Linked DNA regions of Mus musculus: region 2 is linked to region 1. Evidence: chromatin loops called from intact Hi-C (ENCODE). Cell type or tissue: heart. All regions are shown on one strand. Each heading gives the region's core, and the rest is flanking DNA. Links, peaks and the distances in the headings are about the cores only.

Region 1 (8,146 bases), core at 2,051-6,050:
TGGATTCAATCCCCAACAACCCAAAAGGGAGTGGGAAATCTGACTTCCATTTCTTTACCTTGTTGGTCTTAAACTATTAACAACCAGAGCTCCATCTTGAAAAGGTCACCTTAAACCACTCCATCTTGCAGAGGTCTCTAACACTCACCTTTTCCTTTTTCTTGGAGTTACTGATCAGATCGTGTCAGAGCACTATTACACTTGCCTCCATTGAGAAGCTTGACTTAGTGGACCCATCACTGTGGTCTTCTGTTCTGTGGAGTAAGGATGTGGTGGCCATGGTGCTGGGGGATTACAGCCAATGGAAGCAGGAAGTGCTGGTTGTCTATGCTGAGAACACTCTCAGGTGTGCATGCGCGTGTAGGTCAAGAGAACAACTTTCGGGAGAGTTGGTTCTCTCCTTCCACTGTGGGTTCTGGAATGAACTCAGGTGTTACCCACTGAGCTATCTTGCCAGGCTGCAATTTCTATTTTTTTTTTTAAATTATCTTTTAGTTTTGACGATTTCTTTATTTTCTATTTATATAAATACACTGTCACTGTCTTCACACACACATCCGATCCCATTACAGATGGTTGTAAGCCACCATATGGTTGCTGAGAATTGAATTCAGGACCTCTGGCAGAGCAGTCAGTGCTCTTAACTACTGAGCCATCTCCCCAGACCTGAAAATTGTATTTCAAGGTCTAAAACCAGACATGCTGGTGTCACTCACTAGACTAATCTAGAAACCCAGGAAGAAGGAAAGAAACAGAAGGAATGCAGAACAAAATGAAGCTGGTGAGAACTGAAGGAATTCCTTGTCTGTCTTCATGTAGAATCAACACAGGCCCCAGTGGGAACATTGTATGAGTCAACCCAGCTGTGTAATCCATCTATCCTGTTATAATTCAAATGGCCTCCTTCTCATTACTGACTTGAGACTGTGCCCTCCTAGTTTGAACTCTTTGAGTCTAAAGTTTTTTTGTTGCTATTTATTTTTGAACGGGATCACACTGGGGCCTGAACCAGTCACAATCCTCTTGCCTGTTATTATACTCAGTAATAAGATTCATAGCCTATTTACAAAGCAATCTCCAATGGCCCTAGGTCCAATTTGCCATTGTGCTCTTAAATTTTTTTTTCCTTTTATTGAACGTACATTTTGGGGGCTGGAGAGACTGCTTAGCGGTTAAGAGCACTGACTGCTCTTCCAAAGGTCCTGAGTTCAAATCCCAGCAATCACATGGTGGTTCACAACCACCTGTAATGAGATCTGACACCCTCTTCTGGCGCATCTGAAGACAGCTACAGTGTACTTACATATAATAAATAAATCAATCTTTAAAAAAAAAAGAAAGAAAGAAAGTACATTTTGGGGGTTGGAGAGATGGTTCAGTGGTTAAGGGCACTGGCTGCTCTTCCAGAGGTCTTAGGTTTGATTCTCAGCACCCACTTGGTGGCTCACAAGTTCTAGGGGATATAGGCATAACACCATATACATAAAATAAAATTCCCCTCCTCACATATTATATCCTGATTACAGTTTCTCCTCCCCCTAGTCCTCCCCACCTCTCATCCCATCTGGATCCACACCTTTCCTGTCAATATGAAACAGGCTTCTAAAGGATAATTAAAATAGAACTAATACATCAGAATCAGAGAAAACAGACGGAAGGGGAAGAGCCCAAGAGAGAGTGTAAGAATCAAAGCCTCATGTTGGCACACTTGGGAATGCCATAAAAACACTAAACTGGAAGCCATAATATATACACAAAGGAACTTTAGGGTAAAAGGAGGTTAAAAAAAAAAAAAAGGCAGGACTCTGACATGACATTTCAAGAGCAGGAACCTCTAAGGTTGTATTGGCCATCCACTGCTGGCCATTCAGTCTACCATCGCAAATGTTTTTCAAGTGAGCCTTCCCTGGAGAGAGAATTTACTTTTTCAAGTGGTTATCAGTTGGAGATAGTGGCTGGATTAAGGATGGGGATAGCTGTCTACTTCTTTGGGCTCTAGGAGCTTATCGGTGAAGATCCACACAGGCTCTGTGCATGCTGCCTCAGTTCACTGAGTTCACATATTTATCGATCTTTTTTGCTTTGGAGGGCCTTGTTTTCTCCGTGCCCTTCATCCCTTTTGCTCTTACTCTTTCTGCCTCTGCTCCTTTGGGGTTCCCTAAGGGGAGGGTTTCATATTCACCCATTTAGGGCTCACTGTTCCAAGGTCTTGGACGCTCCTCTGTATACTTTTTTTTTCTTTTGTTTTTTTCAATCAGGGTTTCTCTGTGCAGTCCTGGAACTCACTCTGTAGACCAGGCTGGCCTTGAACTCAGAGATCCATCTGCCACTGCCTCCCTAGTGCTGTGGTTAAAAGTGTCCGAAGTCCAAACTCCAAACCTTCACACTTTAGTCACTATCTCCTCAGGAAATTCTTCTCCACACTGCAGAACGTGGTTCTGTAGCACTCTATACAGACATTCCTATCATGGCACCAGACATCAGATAGTCTCTGTACAGGACATGTATCCCAGGGCTGAGTTTGTTTAGGACAAATTCAGTAACTTACACATACTTGGAACTTAAGCTAAACTGAAGAGCGACTGGGGGTATTGATGGTTGAGGACTTGCCAAGTTGGGAATCTTGTCAGTGGGAAGGCCCTCCATTCCTGAACTCTAAGTTACCAGAGCTGAGTCATGGAGTGGCAGGGAAGTCACTGTGAGGCCAACGTTAAGTCATAACTGTAACACGTGTAGGCATTGACAGGGAGAACAGTGAGTGGGGGGCAGGTCTAGGGAACTCTCCACGCGGGTGTGGGGCAGGAACAGGCACTAGGGAGCAGACCCCACTTTTAAGCTTCCCGCAGGACCTGTTAGGAAGAGAAGATGCTTAGTAACTAGTTAGCTAAGAACCAAACGCCCTGTTACCCCCAAGGGACACAAGGCCACCGGGCCTCGCAGCGTCAACCGCCCCTTTTAAGTCATTTCAGTCTTCTGAGCACCATCTTTTAGACCTGCACAGTCTGATAAGCCACTGTCATCGTGACCAGCCTCAGATCCACAGGACAGGGACCGTCCCAGCCGAAGGAGATGACCCGCGCCGTCTGAGCAATCGCATCCGGGCCCGCGCCCCAGCCTCAGGGCACAGCATCCTCCCTCCATTCCTCCCAGCCCGAGGCCTCCGGGGCGAGCTCGCGGAAGGCACGGCCGGAAGGGGCGGGCACTGCGCCCAGCGAGCCCTCCGCGCCATGGCTTCTCGTGGCGTCGTGGGCCTTTTCTTGCTCTCTGCTCTCCCTCTCTTGTGTCTGGAGCTCCGGCGCGGGATCCCGAGTCTCGGTAAGTGTTGCCTTTCTCCTCTCGGTGCTCCCAGCTGGAGTGTTGTCACCTGAGCGGCGCGGACCTCCGCGCGCTTTTGACTACAATCCCCAGAATCCATCGCGCCCGCCCCTCTTCCGGAACCGCCTCCATTTCCGCGGGAAAAAGTTCTCTTGATCTCTGGCCAGGGTCGGCTTGGAAAGGGACCCGAGTGAGAAGCGCAGGGACAGATAGGAACTGTTTCGCCTCTAAGAGTAATGAGAGCCGGAAGTAAATAAGCTGATAGCTGAGCCATGTTTCAGGTGAAAGCCTTTGTGTCATGATCAAGGAATGGATGAAAGGGAGTCCCCAAGTACCATTTCTGAGAATCTTATTCTAAGTCAGACCCTGTTTGCAATCTCACTCTCCACTACTGCCACAACGACTTGTAGGTACTGTTAGCCTAAAAAACAGCGCTCTGCCCCAGAGCAGGTCAGAGTTTATTTTGGAATCGAATCTAAATGTCCGTGGTGTTCTGAGAATACGGATTTGGGTTACTTCAAATTCTCGGTTCCACGGTTCCAAAAGTTTTTATTGTAACAGCCAAAAAAATGTCACAAAACACCTTAAATATATGTAGGTCCATCAGGGAGATGAGTTACAGCAACGTGTAGGAAAACCTCTCGCAGAGGGCTCAGGTGCTCACAAAATAAACTTTTGGATTGGTAGAAGGTTGTGGGCTAAGTTAATATATTGTGTAGGTTCCATGTGATAGGCATAGTTAGGTCAGGCATATAGGTGAACAATGAGTGACTATTAAGTGGGCTAATTAAAGCCCATAATAATCCATGGTTAGGCTCTGGACCTGCAACATTTGAACCATTCCATAGTCTAAAAAGTTCTTATCAGTTAATCACCTTCTGTAGAACATAAAAGTAAGGGGATACTTGAGTTTACAGTACTGTTAAAATCTTTACATTTGAGAGCACTGTGATTTATTGAGGACGATCAGTGACTAATTGGAGGTGGTTTTGATTTTTTTTTAAGATTTATTTATTATATGTAAGTACACACAGTAGCTGTCTTCAGACACACCAGAAGAGGGCGTTAGATCTCATTATGAATGGTTGTGGGCCACCATGTGGTTGCTGGGAATTGAACTTAGGACCTTTGGAAGAGCAGTCAGTGCTCTTAACTGCTTAGCCATCTCTCCAGCTCTTTCCTTTCTTTTTCTTTCTTTCTTTCTTTCTTTCTTTCTTTTCTTTTCTTTTCTTTTCTTTTCTTTTCTTTTCTTTTCTTTTCTTTTCTTTTCTTTTCTTTTCTTTTCTTTTCTTTTCTTTTCTTTTCTTTTCTTTTCTTTTCTTTTTCTAGAGTTTTTCTGTGTAACAGCCCGTGGTGCCCTGGAATCACTTTATAGAGCAGGCTGGTCTTGAGCTCATAGAGATTCACCTGCCTCTGCCTCCCCAGTGCTGGGATTGAAGGTGTGCATCATCACTACCCTGCATGGTTTTTATTATTATGTGTGTCTTTTGAGTCTTCAATTAGCTTAGGTTAGCCTGTGTCTTGAAGCAAACCTCCTGCCTCATGTTTTCAGGTCCTATAGTAACCCATAGTTTTTTTTCTCTCTCTCTCTTTTTTTTTTGTTGTTTTATCGAGACAGGGTTTCTCTGTGTAGCCCTGACTGTCCTGGAACTCACTTTGTAGACCAGGTTGGCGTCAAACTCAGAAATTCGCCTGCCTCTGCCTCCCGCCCCTAGTTTTTTAAAGGGCCATTCTGGATTCTGTGTGGAGAATGCTTTGGAATGGAGCTATAGTGCAGAGTAGTGAGCCAAGTTAGAGTTTGCTGTAGTGAATAGTTACAGGGATGGCTTAGACTGGGGCAACAGAAGGAATATGAATGAATTGTGGACAGAGTTGAGATACGGTGAAGCAGAAACAAAAGCCCGCAGGTTAGTCTCCATGTCTGCCTCCCTCCTTAAGCACACTTTGTGTGGTGTGTTGTTGTTGGGTTTTGTTTGTTTGTATTTTGAGACAGGGTTTCTCTGTGTAGCTGGCTGACCTGGAACTCACTCTGTAGACCAGACTAGCCTGGAATTCAGAGATCAGCCTACCTCTGCTTCTTTTTTTTTTTTTTTTTTTTTTGGTTTTTTGAGACAGGGTTTCTCTGTGTAGCCCAGGCAGTCCTGGAATTCACTCTGTAGACCAGGTCAAACTCAGAAATCCGCTTGCCTCTGCCTTTTAAGTGCTAGGATTAAAGGAATATGTCATCACTGCCCAGACTCTAAAGTGAATGGCCAAGCTAAAGTTCTTTTTCCTCCAGCCTGCCTCCTCCTGGACAAGGAGTCAGATGCCCTGAAACATGCCCAAGAGAAGTGAAAATGAAATGATCTTTGAAAAGCTACATTAGGGGCTGGAGAGATGGCTCCCTGGTTAAGAGCACTGGCTGCTCTTCCAATGGACTCCCATTCAATTCCCAGAACACACATAGCAACTCAAACCTGTCTATAACTCCGGTTCCAGAGGAAACCAACACCCTCACATAGACATACATTGCAGGCAAAACTAATATACATAGAATAAAAATAATTTGAAAAAAGCTAGATTGGAGTATATAAAGACTTTTTAAGCTTAAGCTTCTTCTTTTTGTCTTTTCTTTTTTTAAAGAAGGTTTATTTATTACATAAGTACACTGACTTCAGACACACCAGAAGAGAGTGTCAGATCCCATTAGAGATGGTTGTGAGCCACCATGTGGTTGTTGGGATTTGAACTCAGGACCTTTGGAAGAGCAATCAGTGCTCTTATCCTCTGAGCCATCTCACCAGCCCACCCCCTTTTTTTTACTTTTTTTTTTTTTTTCGTTCGAGACAGGGTTTCTCTGTGTAGCCCTGGCTGTCCTGGAACTCACTTTGTAGACCAGGCTAGCCTCGAACTCAGAAATCCACCTGCCTCTGCCTCCCAAGTGTTGGGATCAAAGGTGTGCGCTACCACCGCCCGGCTAGTTTTATGCATTATTAATGCTCATAATATTTCCTTATGCAGCTGAACACTATGTGTTCCTAAAATAGGATGCTTCTTCTAGAATGATTCTCTGACAGTTTGTTGTGGTAGTGACCACCATGTTGAACTTCAGAGCCCTGGAAGACTTAGGAAACCAATCAGGAGGCTTGTATCATTTAGTATCTAACTCTGCTTTCTAGTGCAAACAATCTGCCCTTTATTAGTAGTACCAAGGAAAGAGAAACTTTCTTTTAAAGAAACATGTTTAATTATTTTTTTTATTCTTAAGGCATTAAAGATCTCATTTTGCTGAGTGGCCGGATATTCCTACTGCTGGCCCTGCTTACCTTAGTCATTTCCGTGACCACCTCCTGGTTTAACTCACTGAAACCTTCGCAAGGTCATCTGAAAGGTAAGTGTACCCCCCCCCTAAAAAAAAGTAACCTTTTCTACTCAAATTTTTTCTTTTGTTTATTCTACAGCAAGAACTGGTTTATCACTGATTTATTATGTGTAATAATTTCAAGTGGGAGCCTGTTCTTTCCTTAGGCTCTCTCCTAACACGTGGGTTTCAAGGATGACTAAGGTCTTAGGTTTGGCAGCAAGTGTCTTTACCCACTGAGCCATCTCACCAGCCCTAGGAGCTTCAAAAGCCCTGGATAGAGAGGTGGGGTGGTAAAGAAAACTGGCCGGGGCTGGCAAGATGGCTCAGTGGTTAAGAGCACCCAACTGCTCTTCCGAAGGTCCCGAGTTCAAATCCCAGCAACCACATGGTGGCACACAACCATCCGTAACGAAATCTGATGCCCTCTTCTGGAGTGTCTGAAGACAGCTACAGTGTACTTACATATAATAAATAAATAAATCTTAAAAAAAAAAAAAAAAAAAAAAAGAGAGAACTGGCCGCTCTTCCAGAAGCCGGAGCTACAGTCCCAGCACCCAAGGTGTTTAACTGATCCTGGGGATCTGACATCTGACTCCCTCTTCTGGCCTCTGTGGGCACTGCATGCACGTGGTACATAGACATACATGCAGACAGAACACTCACAGACATACATAACGTTTTAAACAAAAACAAAACAACAACAACAAAAAGCCAGTTTTTTTGTTTTTTTGTTTTTTTTTTTTAGCATTTCATTCTTTTTTTTAGGGGGGTGGGGTGGAGACAGGGTTTCTCTGTAGCCCTGGCTGTCCTGGAACTCTGTACTCACTGTACTCTGCCTCTGCCTCCCAATGCTGGGATTAAAGGTATGTGCCACCACTGCCTGGCAATTTATGGGTTTTTTAAAAAGAATAATTTATTCATTTTTGTTATTTTATTATTATTATTTTTATGTGCATTGATGTTTTTCCTGCCTTTGTTCGTGTGAGGGTGTCAGATCCCTGGAACTGGACTCACAAGACAGTTGTGAGCTGCCAAGTGGGTTTTGGGGATTGAACCCAGGACCTCTGGAAGAGCAGCCAGTTCTCTTAACCCCTGAGCCATCTCCAGCCCTTGCTTTTGTTTTTTTAAGATAGGCTCTCAGATAGCCCAGGGTGGCTTGTTATTTACTGTCTAGTTGAGGGTGACTTTGAACTTCTGATCTTCCTGCCTCCACGTCCTGCCTGCTGAGATTACAGATCTGCACCAACACAGTTGGTAGTGTGTGGTGCTGAGGATCCAAGCCAAGGCCTGTGGGTTAGGCCAGCATTATACTGACCAAGCTACACCCTTCAACCTGTGATTTACTGCTTTTAAAATATAAGTAAATACAACGAATGGTGCAAAGCTCTTATAGCTCTTTCACATCAGCCCTGTAGAAAACATAATTGCAAAAGATTATTCAACCCAATAATATATGGCAGTGTGGGTGCTTTGGTGAGTTCCAGTCAT
Region 2 (8,146 bases), core at 1,474-5,473, 270 kb before region 1:
CTGATTGACAGTATTAAACGCAGAAGTCAGCCACTCATCTAACGGGACTTAGATTTCGAAATGTTTTTCTCTTGGCAGATACATTCTTCTGTATTATCCACCCCATCAGAACGTGGAGAAGCGAAAAAGAAAAGAAAACTGACGGGTTGTGCCTGGTAGCATAGGCTTATATAACAGTCGGAGCGGAGACAGGAAGGTTGGGAATTTGAGGCCAGCCTGGCCTATTTACTGAGACCCTCCTGTCTGAGGGGAAGAGAGAAAGAACACCACCTTAGCTTTGTCTATACATACACATTTTTAAAGATTTGTTATATGTATACACACACACACACACACACACACACACACACACACACACTGTGGCTGTCTTCAGATACACCAGAAGAGGACATCAGGCCCCATTACAGATGGTTGTGAGCGACCATGTGGTTGCTGGGAATTGAACTCAGGACCAGTTAGCAACCAGTGCTCCTACCCGCTGAGACGTCCCTCTACATACGTTTTTAACAAGTGAAATCTGAGTGTTTTTGGATTTCTTCTTCTTTTTTTTTTTTTTTTTTTGGTTTTTTTCGAGACAGGGTTTCTCTGTGTAGCCCTGGCTGTCCTGGAATTCACTTTGTAGACCAGGCTGGCCTTGAACTCAGAAATCCATCTGCCTCTGCCTCCCAAGTGCTGGGATTAAAGGCGTGCGCCATCACTACCCGGCTTGGATTTCTTTTTTTCCATCATTTTACACCTGCCAGTCAGTATGTCAGTAGACATGTTTGTTGCAATGCACAGCAGACTCTAAGATGACCCTTCATTCTAGCTGTACATAGCAAAAGATGTCACTGAAGGGAACCTGGATGTTTAAAGGAGTGGGAGAAGGCCACTGTCACCTCGGGCACAAGGGACTGCTTGCTCTTGGGCCAGATTTCTTAAGTCTTCCTGTGGCTGGGGATCCCCTCCCTTGATTTCCAGGTCTCGGCTTTCTTCAGCTCCTCTCTCTGTGCAAAGCCCTGCAGCTTGGGTACTGGGGCGCTTCATGCGCAGTGTGACAGCTGATGTCAAACCGATCAGAGACACTTCTGTTACAGTATTTAAAATTCTTCATTCCGTGTCGTAGCGCGAACTTGCCCAATCCTTATTAATGGGCATTGGCTTTTGGTGTACATAACTTTGTATATCCTTCTAGTTAAGATTGTGTGTCTACTCTTAAGTGGTTTCCTTAGCTTGAAGTCTTAGAAATGGAATTTTGGGGGGCACAGAGCATGAATTCTTTTAAAGACGTTTGATGTTCATTGCCAAGCCTTCTCTAGAAATAGTGCACTGAGAACACCCGCCAAGGCCTGTTCTGCATCCCCTGCCCCTGAAATGTAAAGATTATATAGAATGCCTCTTCATAGTTTGTCACCTTGGGTTCTGTGACACGTGGCCAGTCTGCCATGCTCACGGCTGATGCACAGCACCGAGCTGTGATACTCTGGGACTTTTCTAACCCCTTCTCAAAGCACTGGACATGTGCTTTCTAGTAGGGTGCTAGGTGCCACCATAGTTGTCCCCTGCTAAGTTGTCACCTGCTAAGGTGCTAACTAGGGGGGACACAGTGAGAAATGTTGGTTCTGTGATGTAAGTGACCAGGTACTTATTACTATGCCTTTCTGACGGCTCATCTCTGCTGATGCAGTGTTGGTCCATGTGTGTGTGTCTGGCATCCTTGGAGGCCATCCAAGGCCATAGTATCCTCCAGACTTGGGGTTACAGATAGTTGTAAGCCGCTTTGTGGGTGCTGCAGATTAAACCTTTCTTTCCTCCCTCATACCTTGGTTTCTTCCTCCCCCTTCTATGATAGTCTCTGCATAGCCCTGACTATTCTGGAACTTCATGTAGACCAGGCTGGCCCTGAATTCACAGAGATTTGCCTGCTTCTGCCTCCTAGTGCTGGGATTCAAGTTGTGCCCATCTCTGGCTCTCATTCACTGTTTTTTTTTTTTTAAATCACCTCCAGCATTTGTCAGGTGTGTTACCCTTGAGGCATACTTAACCATACTGGTTTATAGACATCTCGGTATGGACATGCATCTCAGAGCCTTTGGGTTGGTCCTGAATCTTTTTCTTTATCTGGTCACACGATTGGCTTGCCCTTGGGGTGAGGACAGAGACAGTGGTAGATATTTCTGGTCAGTTTGCCCTACAGTTGATACACAGCTAGTCAGTTTGACACCTGGAAGGAGCTTACATTTAAATAGCAACGTTTTTTCCTTAGAGTGGTCAACAGGGCACATTTCCTTTCTGCCTTTCCCTACGACAAGAGGAAGCATGGAACTCTAGTGTGGAAGACCAGTCAGGGTGTTGTCCTCTCAGAAAGGCTGTTTTGTAGATGCCCACAGCATACCAAGAGCCAAACATTGCCTGAGGAGTGTGTAGCTAGCTCAGGTCTGCCCGTGTGGGCAGGGCAGTCATCACTAACCCCAGCCCACAGGCCTCCTTAATTGTTACCAGAGCCTTTCTGTGGAGCACACCCTCCACAAAGCCAGCACACATGGCGTTTGAGTGTGAGCCTAGGAAATGAGCAGATGTAATGGAAACCTCTGTCCTGACTCATCCCGCCCGTTACATGAGTGGAATTCACTTCGCCTTGGCATGTTCTACCCTTAATAGTACTTGAGTGTGAATTCCCGTTGCGTTCCTGGGGTAACTGAATTTTTATGCATCTGGCACTTTTCTCAGAGTAACTGAAAGCTCTTTGGCGACTCAGTGCCTGCCTTCTTTTCTTGAATTCAGGTTGATAGATGGCGAAGGGAACGTTGATGCCTTGGGAGGCCGGATGAGTCCCCTGGGATGCTGGAATGGTATTTGCTGAGGACAGGCCGGCAGCCTGGCATTGCCCTGGCCTTTCTGGGGGAATGTAGAAATTGTTAGAGACACAGTATTCCTGCCTATTTGGAAGGACCCCAGTGAGCACATGAAGTGACAGGATAGTGGCTGGAGATTGGATATAGTTGGACAGTACTGAGAAAAGTGCACGTGGGATGAGCTGAGAGATAGAGCTGGGGTGAAGTCGGTCTTGGGGAAGAAGTACGGGCTTTGGGGAAAGTGTTAAGATTTAAATAGGCAGAGACGTGGGCCCCAGAGTCTGAGAGTTTCATAGTCCGTAAAGAATTGGGAAGTGGAGGGGTTGGAGAGATGAGACAGGACTAGCTGCCCTTCGGGAAGGATAGGGGTTCTATTCCCAGCATCCATGCACAGCTAGCCTTCCCAGGGATTTGATGCCCTCTTCTGGCTTCTGCAGACACTAGCACACATGTGCTATGCATACTCACACTGACAGAACACTTGTGCATACGATAAAAAAAAAAGAGTTGGAAAATAAAGGCAAAGATAGGGCAGGGCAAAGTTGAGTCTGTCTAGACCTTTTGTGTGAACAGGGAGCCAGGGGGTGGTACACGTTTGGATACTTTAAAGAATTTTGTTTGATTGTTTGTTTGTTTTCAAGACAGGGTTTCTCTGTGTAGCCCTGGCTGTCCTGGAACTCACTCTGTAGACCAGGCTGGCCTTGAACTCAGAAATCCACCTGCCCCTGCCTCTCAAGTGCTGGGATTAAAGGCGTGCACCACCACCGCCAGTCAAGAATTTTTTTTTTTCTGTTGTCACTGGCATCTCAGTCCTGTTCCACAGGTGACCACTATAGTGGACATGCTAAGCTTTTCTTTTTCTTTTGCATGCAAAGTCGTGCAAGCTGTTAGGATGAGAAAGAGGAGTTTTTCTCCACGGCTTCCCTTGAAGGACTTCATTCCATGAGCTTGCACTTATTTCAATCCTCACTCAGCCTCTTGAAAGTACCAGTGTGTTGATCAGCGGACTTGGTCATTGGGATCAAGTTAAGAAAGCTGGAGGATAATTAGAAGCAGTGACCCGGAAGATGGGACAGGTGACAGGAAACTTGACTAATGGGTGTCCGCTCCCCTTCCCCTTACAGTCTGTTCTGTTCAGTTCAAATTGCAAAAGGCAGCTACAGTCCGCTCCTTCACCCTACATCATTACACCCGAATGGACCTTTAAATCCCATTCTGACCCACAGTGGATTCTCCTCATTGACGGCAGACTCCTCCCCCCCATCCCCCCCAGATTTCTGTGTAGTCTTGGTTGTCCTTGTGCTTGCTGTGTTAGACCAGGCTGGCCTTAGAGACACAGCAGCCTCTACAGCTGGAATCAAAGCTGTGTGCCACCACTGCCTAGCAAGATCATTCTGAGTACTTTGTAGCTATTTTTAGACACACCAGAAGAGGGCATCAGATCCTATTACAGATGGTTGTGAGCCACCATGTGGTTGCTGGGAATTGAACTCAGGACCTTTGGATGAGCAGTCAGTGCTCTTAACCCCTGAGCCATCATCTCTCCAGCCCAGATCTTTTTTTTTCGGTGTGTCAGGTAGCCCAGGCTGGTCTTAGACTTGATAAATGCGTGTATGTAAACACTCATTGGACTACATTCTCAGCTGGCTGTTGACTAATTCTGAGCATGTTAATATTACATATTACTTTTATTTATATATAATTTGTAATATAATTGTGTCAGTAACCTTCACTTATGTTTGTTCGTCTTAGTTACTTTTCCTATTGCTGTGATACTTCCCCCCCCCCCCCCCCCAGACAGGGTTTCTCTGTGTAGCCCTGACTGTCCTGGAACTCACTTTGTAGGCTGGCCTTGAACTCAGAAATCCTCCTGCCTCTGCCTCCCAAGTGCTGGGATTAAAGGTGTGCGCTACCACTGCCTGGCCCGCTGTGATACTTGTGACTGAAGGGAGAAAGGGCTTATTTTATTTAGTTTGTGGTTCAAAATTCTGGTAAACGGGGCAGTGAAGCGGCTTTGTGGATTACAGCCTCACCAAGGAAGCAGAGAAGGAAGAGCTAGGGAATGGAGCCACCCATGGTGGGCAGGTCTTGCCACCTCCATTAATGGCAATTAAGGTAATTCCTTTCAGGTATATCCAGGGTCTGATCTTCCAGGAGTTTCTAGATTTTAATCAAGTTAGTAATTATTTTGTTTGCTCATCCATCTGTTGAGGAGCGTTTGTGTGGTTGCCCTTTGTGGGGTGGGGGAAGTTTCATTTGACCTCCAGCTTCCTGGATTTCTAAGGGCCTGGTGTGCACTCTTCATTCCTCGGCGTCCTGTTCCAGTTTACCTATGGGATGGGCGTTCTTTGTGCCCCTGTCAGGCTGCAGTTGGGCACCCACTCACCGTGTTCACGGATCTGCCCGCTCCAGTGTGGTGGCTTTTTAGAGGTGGTGTTCAGATCATGGGTTCCACCTGGAAGGAATCGACTCCATGGTAGTTCTCCCTGACTGGTGGGCTGGTGGCTTGTTAGAAAGCAGTCTCTGTGTCGTGAAGAGCAGCTTGCGCTCTAGTTGGGACACACCAAGTCACTAGAATCCTGCATCAGATAAGCCTCTTTACAAGCCTTTCTGAAGTGTCTGACATTAGCGATTAGTTTTGGCTTGCCTTGCTCTGAGACAGAGCTGGCCTTGAACTCGTGATCCTCTCATTTCTAACTTCCTGCTTTCAAGGCTTGCAGGCTAGTGTTTTAAAGTGTACAATTGTTGCTCTTTATTTACAGTATACGACTTCAAGATATCTTAGAGCCTCAAAATACTTAACAATTGTGACTCATTTTGAGGTTTTGTGCTCATTTCAGAAAATAAAACACAACCTTTCACTTGATGCAACAGTTTTATATATTAAAAAAAAAAGTCCAATCCTCCATTGACTGTATAGGTTGTTGCTTCCTCCCTCCTGGTTTCTTCTTTTTCTTCTTTCTTTCCTCCTCTCTTCTCTCTCTTTCTCGACAAGGTCTTTCTTTGTCTTGGCTCTCTGCTGAATCTTGGCTGCCCCAGAACTCAGGCTGGCCTCGAACTCAGAGAGATCTCCTACCTCTACTTTCAGAATTCTGGGATTAAAGATGGGCACCGCCCCTGGCTTGTTTTGCTCTTTACTGGCATAGTAATCGCAGTTGCTCCGTTTCTTTCCTGGGAAGAAGAAAGCACATTTCACCCCCTTTTGTGTGTCTACGGCAGGCCCCGCTCTGGGCTTTGCCTCTCTCCTGTCATAGACTGTTCAAGTGGGAGTCGCAGTTATTTTAAGGTCTGGAATTTTGTGGGGACTCTGTGGGAGATAGGAGAGGGAGGGGAGCCTGTCCCTCACTTGCTGTCAAAATTGAGAAATAACTTGCCTCCCTCCTGCTCATTAGGCTTGTCTGGCCTGGAGCCAGGTGCCCAAGGAAGGTGTCCAGCTCCCTCTCCATCTTGCTATAACTAAGTTTAATTAATCAGGGATCTCCCCCACCCCCACTCTTGGAGTGGATTCCACGGGAAGGAATGAGTTAATATTTGCAGAGGCCTCTGGAAATGTTAAGTGCTTGGTGGCATTCTTATCTGCTCTCTAGCATGATCTCCTTATAAGGCTGTCCCCTGAGCTGAGGACCTGAAGTGCTGAGCCACCCCAGAGCCCAGGTGACTGTGGCAGTCCGGGACAGCCAGCCAGCCTTCCTAGGGTGGGCTCCGGTGTCCTATTTTAATACTAGTGATACCACATTTTGCTAATTGTTAGTGTTGGTCTCACAACTGCGTCCCCCCCACGTCTTACAGAATCTATTTTTAGTGTCTTCATGATTCTTGTTCCCCCAGCACCAATTATAGTCAAATCCATTTGGATAGAAGCGTTCATTCAGTCAAAGTTAGGTTCTTAAATTTTCTTTTCCTGGAAAACTTACTCTTTAAACAAACAACAACAACAACAAAACAAAAAAAACCAACGGGATGGAGAGATGGAGAGGTTAAGAGCACTGGCTGCTTTTCCGGAGGTCCTGAATTCAAATCCCAGCAACCACATGGTGGCTCACAATCATCTGCAATGTGATCTGACGCCCTCTTCTGGTGTGCCTGAGGACAGCTACAGTGTACTTAGATATAATAAATAAGTAAATCTAAATAAATAAATAAATAAAACCCCTATTAAAAAGTAAAACACATTCCAGTAGTGCCTTATGTACGTTACAAATCAATAAATTAGTATGTGTAGATATATTTTTAGTGCTGTGGCTTAACTTAGATGGTAGAGAGTTTGTGTAGAATGCCTGTAGCTATGGGTTAATCTACAGCACAGAACCATAGTGGTGCCTGCCTGTAATCTCAGTTACATTCAGAGTTAAAGGAATGTAAATGTCTGTCTTCTGTCTGTCTGTCTCTGTTCCTTTTTCTCTGTGTTTCCCCCTTTTTCTTCCCCATCCCCCACTGCCTGCCTGTCCATCTCATAGCCAGAGTGTCCTTGAACTCACTTTGGAACTGAAGATGGCCCTAAACTTTTGATCTTTCTTCCCCCATCCACTGAGTCCTCAGTAGACCCCATAGGCTGCTTACTGCCTACATATGTTGTTGGTGGTGATTGAACCTGGGTGTTTTTGCTTGTTAAGACCACGTAGTCTGCTGATTTTCCTGTATCAGCCTTTTAATGTAGATCTATACAGATGTTTCTTTCTTTTTTTTTTTTGTTTTTAATATTCTGTAAACATGGGAATTTGCAAAAATCAAAAGTGAATCTTCCAGATTTTTCTCTTGGTTGTCAGTGTAGTGATAGCGATTTGTACTGTCACGAGCTTTGCGTGACGAATGGGAAGGCCCTAAATACAACTTGAGCTGAAGTTGGGGATTAGGTGTGGGATGCATTTAATTCCTCTGTGTGTGTGTTTGTGCATGCGTGCTTTTTAAAATAGGTCCTCGCGCTTGCATTTCTTCCTCTAAAGCTCTAGTACTTCAGCTGACACTGTTTTAATCGATCCCTGTTTCTCTAGAAGTGTTGACATCTACACTTGAATATTTAAACGTAAAATAGGAAGGATGACAGATAGCTCTTAGACTGTACCATGATGGATGCTCTTGCAGTTGAATACTGTTAAGACAAATATTTATAGACGGAGGAGGGTCAAGGGATTGGTAGGAGGCAGGGTACTGTTTCTTAAATCCTTGTTGACTTTTGACGGATTTGATCACCCTTTTTGCCCATCCCTCCCCCCTTTGTTTTTCAGTGTGGCCAGAATAAAAGGCATTGGGATATCGGTTATTCAGTAAGTTGTCTTAATGGCTACCAGCATTAACATTAACGAAACACTTGT

What was found. Hi-C counts contacts between places; a loop is a spot of excess contacts. Peaks named below come from ENCODE experiments on the same cell type or tissue, not always from the same donor. Only the 100,000 strongest peaks of a DNase experiment are listed, where the experiment ranks them.
Region 2: a loop joins it to region 1, with 2.3 times the contacts of the local background. A loop is called at or near these places in 1 of 42 quality-filtered maps.

The regions. Positions count from the first base shown.
Region 1 is chr8:33,637,019-33,645,164 of GRCm38, reverse strand. It overlaps Ubxn8 (UBX domain protein 8), which reads left to right and starts at 3,189. Exons shown (of 8, transcript NM_178648.2): 1 at 3,189-3,315; 2 at 6,563-6,685. The coding sequence starts at 3,228. In heart, for the core only: a CTCF peak has its summit at 4,368 (motif pointing right); DNase peaks (open chromatin) are centred at 3,184 and 3,434; H3K4me3 peaks cover 1,931 bases; H3K27ac peaks cover 1,927 bases.
Region 2 is chr8:33,904,192-33,912,337 of GRCm38, reverse strand. All of the region lies in intron 1 of Rbpms (RNA binding protein gene with multiple splicing), which reads left to right. Among named protein-coding and RNA genes, the nearest start is that of Gm51528, 16 kb to the left of the region's middle. RefSeq lists an enhancer at 5,269-8,146. In heart, for the core only: CTCF peaks have their summits at 3,273 (motif pointing left) and 4,262 (motif pointing right); DNase peaks (open chromatin) are centred at 2,527 and 5,206; H3K4me3 peaks cover 596 bases; H3K27ac peaks cover 3,126 bases.